2 separate regions of the Homo sapiens genome follow, and region 1 is linked to region 2. The links are chromatin contacts, found by Hi-C or POLR2A ChIA-PET in ENCODE. All regions are on one chromosome and are shown on one strand. Each heading gives the region's core, a stretch centred on a gene start or an enhancer-like site at or near the end of the contact. The rest is flanking DNA. Distances are from core to core; before and after follow the strand shown. Region 1 holds the start of PTP4A2 (protein tyrosine phosphatase 4A2). Region 2 has its middle 11 kb from the start of SESN2.

Evidence for each region. A loop is a pair of places that touch in the nucleus more often than their neighbours do. ChIA-PET counts read pairs that join two places held with the same protein, here RNA polymerase II (POLR2A). Pooled maps may share reads with other maps.
Region 1: a loop to region 2 is called in a pooled map, with 9 times the contacts of the local background. The contact joins the promoter of PTP4A2 here to the enhancer-like site in region 2. A Hi-C loop is called at or near these places in 3 of 50 pooled maps. POLR2A ChIA-PET finds 5 or more read pairs at or near these places in 3 of 52 experiments (H1, activated CD8-positive, alpha-beta memory T cell and activated T-cell).

Annotation. Positions count from the first base shown.
Region 1 is chr1:31,935,906-31,940,680 of GRCh38, forward strand. It overlaps PTP4A2 (protein tyrosine phosphatase 4A2), which reads right to left and starts at 2,463. Exons shown (of 6, transcript NM_080391.4): 1 at 2,082-2,463. RefSeq lists enhancers at 1,620-1,669, 2,780-3,049 and silencers at 1,850-2,189, 1,966-2,137, 2,340-2,719.
Region 2 is chr1:28,245,540-28,250,518 of GRCh38, forward strand. No RefSeq gene overlaps it. Among named protein-coding and RNA genes, the nearest start is that of SESN2, 11 kb to the right of the region's middle. RefSeq lists enhancers at 145-644, 1,453-1,622, 2,864-3,063, 4,702-4,979. Within about 2 kb of position 3,097, at least 39 of the 41 ENCODE cell types and tissues checked have a DNase peak (open chromatin) inside an H3K27ac peak, as active enhancers do.

The DNA.
Region 1 (4,775 bases), core at 1,213-3,712, 3.7 Mb after region 2:
CACCTCAGCCTCCGGGATAGCTGGAACTACAGGCACGCACTACCACGCCTAACTTTTGTATTTTCTGTAGAAATGGAGTCACCATGTTACCCAGGCTGGTCTCGAACTCCTGGGCTCAAGCGATCCTCCTGCCTCAGCCTCCCAAAGTGCTAGGATTACAGGTATGAGCCAGCTTGCCCAGCCGAAAAATATAATTTCTAACTTTTAATTACACATCAGTGATTTTGCCTGTAATTCTATTATGTTCACTATCAAAAGGACCACCCTCACGCCTGTTAATCCCAGCACTTTGGGAGGCCAAGGCAGGTGGATCACTGGAGGTCAGGAGTTCGAGACCAGCCTGGCCAACAAGGTGAAACCCCATCTCTACTAAAAATATGAAAATTAGCCGGGTGTGGTGGCACACACTTGTATTCTCAGCTACTTGGGAGGCTGAGGCGGGAAGATCATTTGAACCCGGGAAGCCTGGGCAACAAACAGAGCGAGACTCCATCTCAAAAACAAACAAAAAAAAAACAAAAGGACCATACTACTCTTTGCTTATACTGAAAGACTACCAACTTCTATCGCTTCTCGGCCTTTTGGCTAAGATCAAGTGAAAGACTACCAACTTCTAGGAGACATTATTTTTAAGATAACATCATTTTTAAGATTATATCAATGTGTAAAATCCCTATCAAGGTACTACTCTTCAAGAATCCCTACTTTTACAACACAAGAATGGGAAAAGTCCATGATAATAATTAGTCCATTCATTATGAAACTTAAAAATGCCAAGATCAGAATACCAGCAAACAACTTCTCACCATCTTCACCAATACAATGGTGTGCTGGCAAGTGATTCTGAAGCCCTGATAATGTGTCATTCTGTATCCTTAATCTCCTTTTGCACACTCAGCAAGGCATAACTTCACTCACTTCCCTCTGAAACTACTCTCTCTTACAGAGCATGACAGCAAGTACCATATTCCAACTCAGCAGTGTAATGTAGTTTGGCGACTCCGGACAGACAAACATTTGCTGAATGCCTACAGTGACACTAGAATTGCTAGTCACTGCTAATTTCTTGACAAATTCCAGGAAATAATAAACCAGACTACAGTTCAATTTACCTAACAATAAAATACTCTTCACCTGAAAAACTAGCAGTACTTTACAAAAGTTTATGCTCCTGAACACTCTACAGGCCAGAGTGTAGGATTTTGGGCAACAGACAAACTTCTTTTCGTTAGCTCTCAGGGGCCCCAGACTAGGATAGGATGGCATCATTGACAAATTTGAAAATTTACTTTGAAGTCATGAAACGTGGGAGAAAAAAATGTATAGAACAACAACAAAAAAACACATCACATCCTTTCTGGGGGAAAAAAATTAAAATCCCAGAGCCAGAAGATCATAGTGCCGCTGGAGGAGACTTATACCCCCTTTCCTCATACTTGAACCTGAAGACCCACGGACAAGATGCTCCCGGAAAGAACTCCCCAACCCAACACACCAGGGTTCACTATCGCCACACACAAAGACCAAGGGGAAGGGCCTCTAGGATGCCTGCTCACACACTGGACACACGCCGGCACACCCTACCACACTCCTGCCTCTGCCACGCACCTTCTCACCGACACACACCATGTTCTCCCCCCACACTCACCCGCTCTTTACCACACTCTCAACTCTCTCCTCCCCCATTTACTCACTCATTCTACCACCACCCCTCATGCCCACACGCTCCCCACACACCCATACCCTCCCCTGCCCTCACCCACATTCCCCCAACATCGACACTGCCTCCCGACGCGCTCCCACTCCCCCCACCTCCTCGCACGGACACTCAGCCCTGTCCCCCACTCACACGCCCTCCCTTCACCAACTCACTCTCCCCCACGCTCGCACAGCTCTCTCCCTTCCACACACACGAGCCCGCCCCTCGCTCACCCACCCTCGCTCCCCCGCCCCGGCCCGGCCCGGCCCTCCTTCCGGGGACGTGTCTCCGGCCTGCACTAATGGCTGCGGCGCCTCCCGCCCTCCCCTTCCCCGAGGCCCCCGGCGCCGGCGCGGGGGCCGCCCGGGAGGGGCGCACTCACGCTGGCGAGCTGGGGACTGGGCATTGAAGTCCGGCGGTGGCGGGAGCGAGGAGGCGCCTCTCTCCTCAGTCACCTCGGCGGCGGCGGCGGCGGCGGTAGCGGTGGCGGCGGCGGCGACGACTCCCCCCCAGCCTCGGCGCGCGACACCCGGCCCGGCCCGGCGGCGGCGGCGGCGGCGCGTCTCCACGAGTCCGTCTTGCTGCTGCTGCTGCGGCCGCCGCTGCGTCTCCTGCTGCCGCCGCTGCCTCCGCTGCCGCCGCTGCCCTGTGGCGTCACCTCGCGCCGTGCCCGGCCGCCGCTGCCGCTCCAGCCGCTCCCGGACAGACGACGGTTACAGCCCGGCCGATCGCGCCGCCACCACCACCGCTGCGCGCGCAGCCGGAACCAGCTCCCGCCGCCGCCCCTCAGGGGGCGCTGCGGGGCGCGGCGCGCAGGGCCACCGGCCCGCCCTCCGCGTTCGCTGACTGGCTGGCTGGCCGGCTCGCGGGCAGTTGGGCCCGCCCACCTGCCCCGCGGGGCGCTGACCCACTGCCCTGGGCGCCTCCCCCGCTCCTCCTCCTCGTGGTTCGTTCCGCTCCGCACTCCCGGCTACGGAAGGCGAGTCCATGTGATCGGGGAGGGAAGGCAGAACGTGGCCTGGGGAGTCGCTCGCCCACGCTGCGCCCCGCCCATCCGCACCTGGGCTGGGTCGAGGGCCTGCAGCCGAGGTGTGACCTGCAAGGTCGAAGGGTTCTTTCTCGCTACTTGGCCCTAAGGCCTCGGGTCAGATCCTGATGGGACGGGGTGGCCGCCACGTCCTGGGCTTGGGGATTTCCAACTCAGAAGTGGGAACCTGGCCAGCTCAGTTCTCGGCTGCCCTTCCTGAGGCCCCAAATGAATGGCGTGTGCATCTTCGTCGAAGATATTAATACGCCACCCCCAGCTCTGCCCACAAGACACACACCCACCCTAAGAACTGTCCCTGACAAGCCAAAATTCAGACTTTCAGGATGTAGGATCTTGGGCAAGTGATTCCAAGTATTATCAACTATTAAATGGAAATAATAATCAGCTACCTCATGGGCTCTTTCACGTATCGATAACAACGTATGAAAACGCTTGAGAAGGGCCAGGCGCGGTGGCTCATACCTGTAATCCCAGTACTTTGGGAGGCCGAGGAGGGCAGATCACAAGGTCAGGAGTTCGAGACCAGCCTGGCCAACATAGTGAAACCCTGTGTCTGCTAAAAATACAAAAATTAGCTGGGCATGGTGGCGCCCGCCCGGAAGGAGGGCCGTAATCCCAGCTACTCGGGAGGTTGAGGCAGGAGACTCACTTGAACCCGGGAGGCGGAGTTTGCAGTGAGCCGAGATCGTGCCACTGCACTCCAACCTGGGCGACAGAGTGAGACTCCGTCTCAAAAAAAAAAAAGAAAGAAAAAGAAAACGCTTGAGTTGAGAAAGTGAGAAAGAAGAGACCCTGAATTTCAAGCTTTCCGACTTAATGTCACCTTTAACGACGCAGATTATCGTAGAGATTCTCAGGTGGAAAGGTTTTTGCCTCTTGCATTTGGAAGCTAGCCAGAAATTCTTTGCCAGATCATGCGTCCTGAGTTTTGGTTTGGAAAATGTGGTCACTAGCGAGCTAGGAGGCTGGTTTGGGCCACGACCAGATGGCAAAGTGCGGCATTGGAGGCTGGCTTGGGAGGGAGATGTCTCCCCCTGGGAATTGCGGGTTGGGGAGGGTCTGTTCTTTCTGTCCACCCCTGGGAAGTCTTGCCTGCCCAGAACTGGCGCCTATATAGGAAGAAATGAAGATGCTCCCGTGGGTGCTTCTCCCCCACCTCGCCACCACATCCATGCTCATCCAGCCCTGCGGGGAGAAGCAGTGATCTGTCGTCATTAGACCTTCCCCACAAGGTAGACTTGGGGCATTGCTTCTGACCAGAAGGCTTCCATTAGCGCTTAGCAGTAAAAAGAAAGGTCTTATGACTCAGCCGCATCAAGCCACAGCACAGAGTCCAGGATGTTCACCACCAGGTGGCCCAGGAGGGGGTATTCTAGGGCAAGGCTGGCTAGCAGGGCTGTGTGGGAGTTGAGAGAGGCCTTGAGGAGCAGGAGGGGCTGCAGATCAGTAGCAAGGCCCTTAGGTGAGGAGCACAGACTGGGCTCACTTGCATTCTGTCTGCCTCCAGCAAGCAGTATTTTCTACTTCCTGGAAACATAGACTGATTTGAAAGAAAGAGCTACCACCTCTGCAAAACTTTTGCTGCGTCTGTGAGTTATTGATTCTTCCGATAAAGTTGCAAAACACCTTGTGCAATACTCTACCATAGTACTTAACATGGAATTGTAATTGCCTGTTTTCAGATTCTCCCCTGCTTAAATGGATCTATTTGGGGCAGTCTAGCAGATTGTTTGCTTGTTTGTTTTCATCTAGTAGATTGTCTGACCAAGTGAATGACCCTTCCCTCCACCTAGCTCTCCTTCTGGCCCTGAAATAAAATAATGTAATAACAACATTAACAACATAAGGATAAGAATAGTGGCTCCAATAGTAGTTACCTTTACCGCCCCCCCCCTTTTTTTTTTTTTGAGACAGAGTCTCACTCTGTCACCCAGGCTGGAGTGCAGTGGCGGGATCTCAGCTCACTGCAAGCTCCACCTCCTGGGTTTACACCATTCTCCTGCCTCAGCCTCCTGAGTAGCTGTGACT
Region 2 (4,979 bases), core at 1,847-4,346:
CCCAGGCTGGAGTGCAATGGCGCGATCTCGGCTCACCGCAACCTCTGCCTCCCGGGTTCAAGCGATTCTCCTGCCTCAGCCTCCCGAGTAGCTGGGATTACAGGCATGTGCCACCACGTCCGGCTAATTTTGTACTTTTAGTAGAGACGGGGTTTCCCCATGTTGGTCAGGCTGGTTTCAAACTCCTGACCTCAGGTGATCCGCCCACCTCAGCCTCCCAAAGTGCTGGGATTACAGGCATGAGCCACCGTGCCTGGCCCAAGAGTGTTAAAGTCTGGTGCAGTGGCCTGTAGTCCCAGCTACCCCAGAGGCTGAAGCAGGAGGATCATGTGAGCCCAGGAGTTTGAGACCAACCTGGGCAACACAGCAATACTCCCTCTCTTAAAAAAAAAAAAGCCTTAAATTTATTTGTTCATAGTCTTCAACTCACGAATTTTTCTAGGAATTTAATTAATCAGGAATATAATTATTTAAGAGTTTTATCTCATCTTGAAATATGTGAAAAATTGGGAAGAAAACCCTAAATGTTCTCAATAAGGATTAATAAATTATAGCATACATGAATAGTCTGCAACCATTAACAATTATATTTAAGGAATATTTAATATTACAAAAATTATGAAATGTGCTAAGTGGAAAAAGCAGGCTATATAGCTATACATTATTAATACGGTATATAAACTTATATGCTATAAAAATAACCAACATGTTGGTTTCTCTTTGTAGTGCAATTGGGATTTGAGGGAGTTCTCCCTTCTCTGTTTAAAAGGATCTCTTTAAAAAACAACAAATGTAATACAACTTAGCACATAGATAGATATTAAATAAGTGTATTATATAAAGAATCTTAAAACTTCTCCCTTCTCCGTCCACCCCAGAGCTAACCAATGGTAACAGGTGCAAACTACACATCTTTCCAGATCTTTGTTTCCTCTGTGTAACTATGTATACAACTATGAGACTGTTCTATATGTATCATTGCGCAACCTCGGTTTTTGCTTCGTTCTGTTTTAACCTAACAGGAAATCCTGCATACCTTTCCATTTCAGAGCACTTGGAGCTACCTTCTGTTTCTTTGCTGTAGAAGCCGTTGTGTGAACAAATCCGTTTATTTCTCTCATCAGTCTCCTTTGATAGACATTTGGGTCACGTCCGGTTTTACGCTTTTACAATACATCAGTGAACAGCAGTAATACGAGCTCAAGACAGAAGGCCTGAAAAACATTGAAAAACACAGAGACGGAAAAAAAAAAACCACAGAGGGGGAAATATAATTTCGGGTTATTTCAGTTTCACCTTTACACTTTGTTATATTCCACATTTTTTGCAATAAATATAAATTTGGAAGTAAAAGCATAAAACGAAAATCAAACGATTGATTGATTGATTGATTGACTGAGACGGAGTATCACTCTCGTCGTCCAGGCTGGAGTGTAGTGGCGCGTTCTCGGCTCACTGCAACCTCCGTCTCCCGGATTCAAGCGATTCTCCTGCCTCAGCCTCCCGAGTAGCTGGGATTACAGGCGCCCGCCACCACGCCCGGCAAATTTCCAAACGTATATTTAAAAGAAGAAAAGGAAAAGAGGGGAAAAAAAGAAAGAAAGAAAGAAAGAAAGAAATTAGAAGCAGATGGGGCAGTTCAGCCTCTTCTCGCGGAGCGGGGCTAGACGGAGTCAGGGGCGGACCGCCACAGCCTGCACCAATCAGGACCCGGTTGATAGGCAGAGCCTGGCGACTTCGAAGACTCGCCCCCAGTCAAAGAGCCCCGGGGATTCGTTTCCGTACGCAGCCTGGAAACCAGCCTGGGCCTATCCTGCGCGCCGCTGCGGGCTACTATTGGCTGCCAAGAAACCCCGCCCATCTTCCTGCTCATTGGCCGGTGCGGTTTACGTAAGAGGAGCCTGTTGCTGAGCGAAAAGTCTGTTCTGCAATTTTCGCTAAGGAGTTGTTAACGCTGAAACCGCACTGGGCGTCCTGGGGTCAAAAAAACAATACTAGCCACAGTTTATTAAACTGCAACTAAATGCCAGGCTATGTGCGCCAAACTTTTAATATTAATGGTTGTAGGCACCTTTCTTGAACACCCACCACTATCAGCCAGTCACTGAGCCAGATCCTTCAAAATAACAGTAAAAATATAGATAATCTACAGTTTATTGAGCACTTCATCTGCATCAAGCCTTGTTAAGGGGTTTCCATGCATAAGCTCTCATTCTCACAATAGAACGGTGGAGGTAAACTATTGCCCCATTTAACATTTAACATGCAGTCCTGTAGACCCAGCTACTCGGAAGGCTGAGGTGAGAGGACCCAGGAGCTCCAAACTTAAGTGAGCTATGATCGCGCCACTGCACTCCAGCCTGGGCAACAGAACGAGACCTGTCTCAGAAAAACAAAAACGTAATAAAAGAAAAACAAAAACAAAAAAACAGGAAACGGGTTCAGAGAAGTGAAGTGTTTTGCTGAGGTTCACAAAGAAAGGGTTGGAACTGGAACCTTCAACTCCGATATCCTGATTCCAAGTGTGGCCTTTTTAGGGAGGGGGTCGGGGTACAGAATTCCGCTGGGGATAGGGAAAGGTAGGACAGGATGGTGGGAGGCCAGAGGCGTTGCTCCAGGGACAAGCCTCAGGGTGGTTCTCTGAGAATAGGATGTATAGAGCCTCTAGGAGTGGAGGGTTGGGGAAGGAAGGGAGACCAGAGGAAAGGGAGAAGTTGTTCTTTCTGAAAATGTGAGGCTTCTCTCCTGGGGCAGCCTATTAAGGTGTAGGTAGCCCTGGACCTCGAGATTCTAGTCTCCACTCTGTGGCCAACTTCCTAGGGAACCTTGGGCAAATTCCTCTCTCTCGACCTGAGGCTTCCTGCCTTGTAAGAGAGGTAGTAAGCCAAAACAATGGAAAGTGCATTCGGGCTGTGAAGTATTTTAGGACTCTGGTCCTTGCTGGCAGCAGGGGGAATCTTCAGCAACCACAGACCTTTACTTAGCTGTTGCCTGGCCTCTTTTCAAGACCTTCAGGCGGTGACATGGACCCTAACAATCCTATAAACTCAAAACGGTTTGGGCCAGCCCTTTCCTACTCCATTCTGACTTAGCTATAGCAGGATCTGGCCTGCAGGGGGCGTTGAGGAACCACTCAGCCGACAAAACTAAACTAAATCAACCAAGCAATTTGCCCAAAAGCACCCAGTGCGTTAGTTTTTGCATTTAAGAAGGGTAAACGTTTCCAAACCTGAAGATTTCTGTCCTCAGTATGCAATCGAGAAGACGAATTATATACACTGCCAGTTCTTTATGGCACCAGTTCTCTCCATAATGACTCTGCAAGTTTAGAGCTAATTTCTATTTCTTTGTTTTACAGATAGGGAAACAGATTCAAAGAGCTGGAAAAAAAAAATTCAGTTTGGGTTACTTGGCTAAAAGCTGGCACCCGAATTGCCTGACTCCTGGGAAGTGCTCTTAGGAGATAGTTGGCTTTGTTTCTGGGAGTCTGTGGTTGTACTGCCTGCTAATGCACAACTCCAAAGGACAATTTTGGTTGTGTAGCTTGACAGCTCGGCACCTGTCAGCTCTGTGCAGGAAGGACCTCCCTCCCCACCTAGCACAATGCCTGCTTCATGAGTAATTGAATTAATGTGTGACTAAGCCTTGAAGGATGGGTCTTCTTTGGCTTTATCAAACCAATTGGAGTGGAACTTCTTTCCTGAAAGTTCCCCCTGGGCAGGAATTGTATCTGAGATTAGTGGGTGGGGAGGGGGGAAACAATAAGAAGAGCTCAGAAAATGACATCTGGGGTGATAAATCACAGCCCCCCGAATGGTCCCATTACAAGGTCATTATAGTAAAGTGATCTCAGAATTTGAGACTAGAAAACTAATTCAGGAAGAATGAATACAGAACAGATGACAATCATATTAGGGTCATAATCTGAAATGGATCTAAGGCTGAAGACATCTCAAAAACATTTCAAATCCAGTCTAGGTAGGTGTATCTTTGGGACTGGAAGGTGATTGAGGAATATAAATAGCTGGCCAATCAGTGGCCTCAACATAGCTGATGCAAGAGTTGAGAGTGTGGCAACAGAAGAAGGAGATCTTTACCCAACCAAAAATACAAGGCAGTGGGGAGGGGAGGAATGTGCCCAGCCAGTGGCACCCTGCCATGCCCTGCTAGGCTGCTAGCTTCACCACTGGATTTCCCAGAGCCAGGCACAGTGCCTGGTACACACAAGATGGTAAATAAATATTTATTGAATGAAAAAAGGAAGGAAGGAACTGGAGCCCTGACCAGCAGATAGTTGCTGAGTAGAGCAGTTCAATAATTCGTCCTTTCACTTGCTCAGATTCCAGCTGCCTTAGCCACCTTCAGATGATAAATTTGCCTTTCAGTAAAGGCTCTCCTACAAAGAGGAATGCCCTGGCCTCTCAATTACAGGTCGCTTGACAGTTATGTTTCTCACTTCCAATTAATATATCTGCTTTAAGCATCAGTTCCTTTTGCCAGCCGGCTTCTTACATATTCATGTGTTTGTCTCATCAATGGAGTGGTGGAGTTTCTGCATAGGAGTCATTCCTGCCTGGGTTGGAATCCTTACTCAGCATATTACTAACCTATCTGACCTTGGTCCAGACGTGTTACCTCTTGAGTCTCAGTTTTCTCATCAGTCAAATGGAGACACAATAGCCTGTTTCACAACGTTGTGGTGAGAGTTACCTGAGACAGTGATGTATCCTGAATTCTTGCTGGAGCTCAGTAACTCTTAATGTCTGTGCTTCTTCCTGGCTTTTCTTTTTTGGAGACCAGGTCACAAAAGATAATATCAAGGCTGGGCGTGGTGGCTCACACCTGTAATCCCAGCACTTTGGGAGGCCGAGATGGGCAGATTGCTTGAGCTCAGGAGTTCAATAACAGCCTGGGCAACGTGGTGAACCGCCCCACCCCCCACCCCCCACCTCGTCTCTACAAAAAATACAAAAATTAGC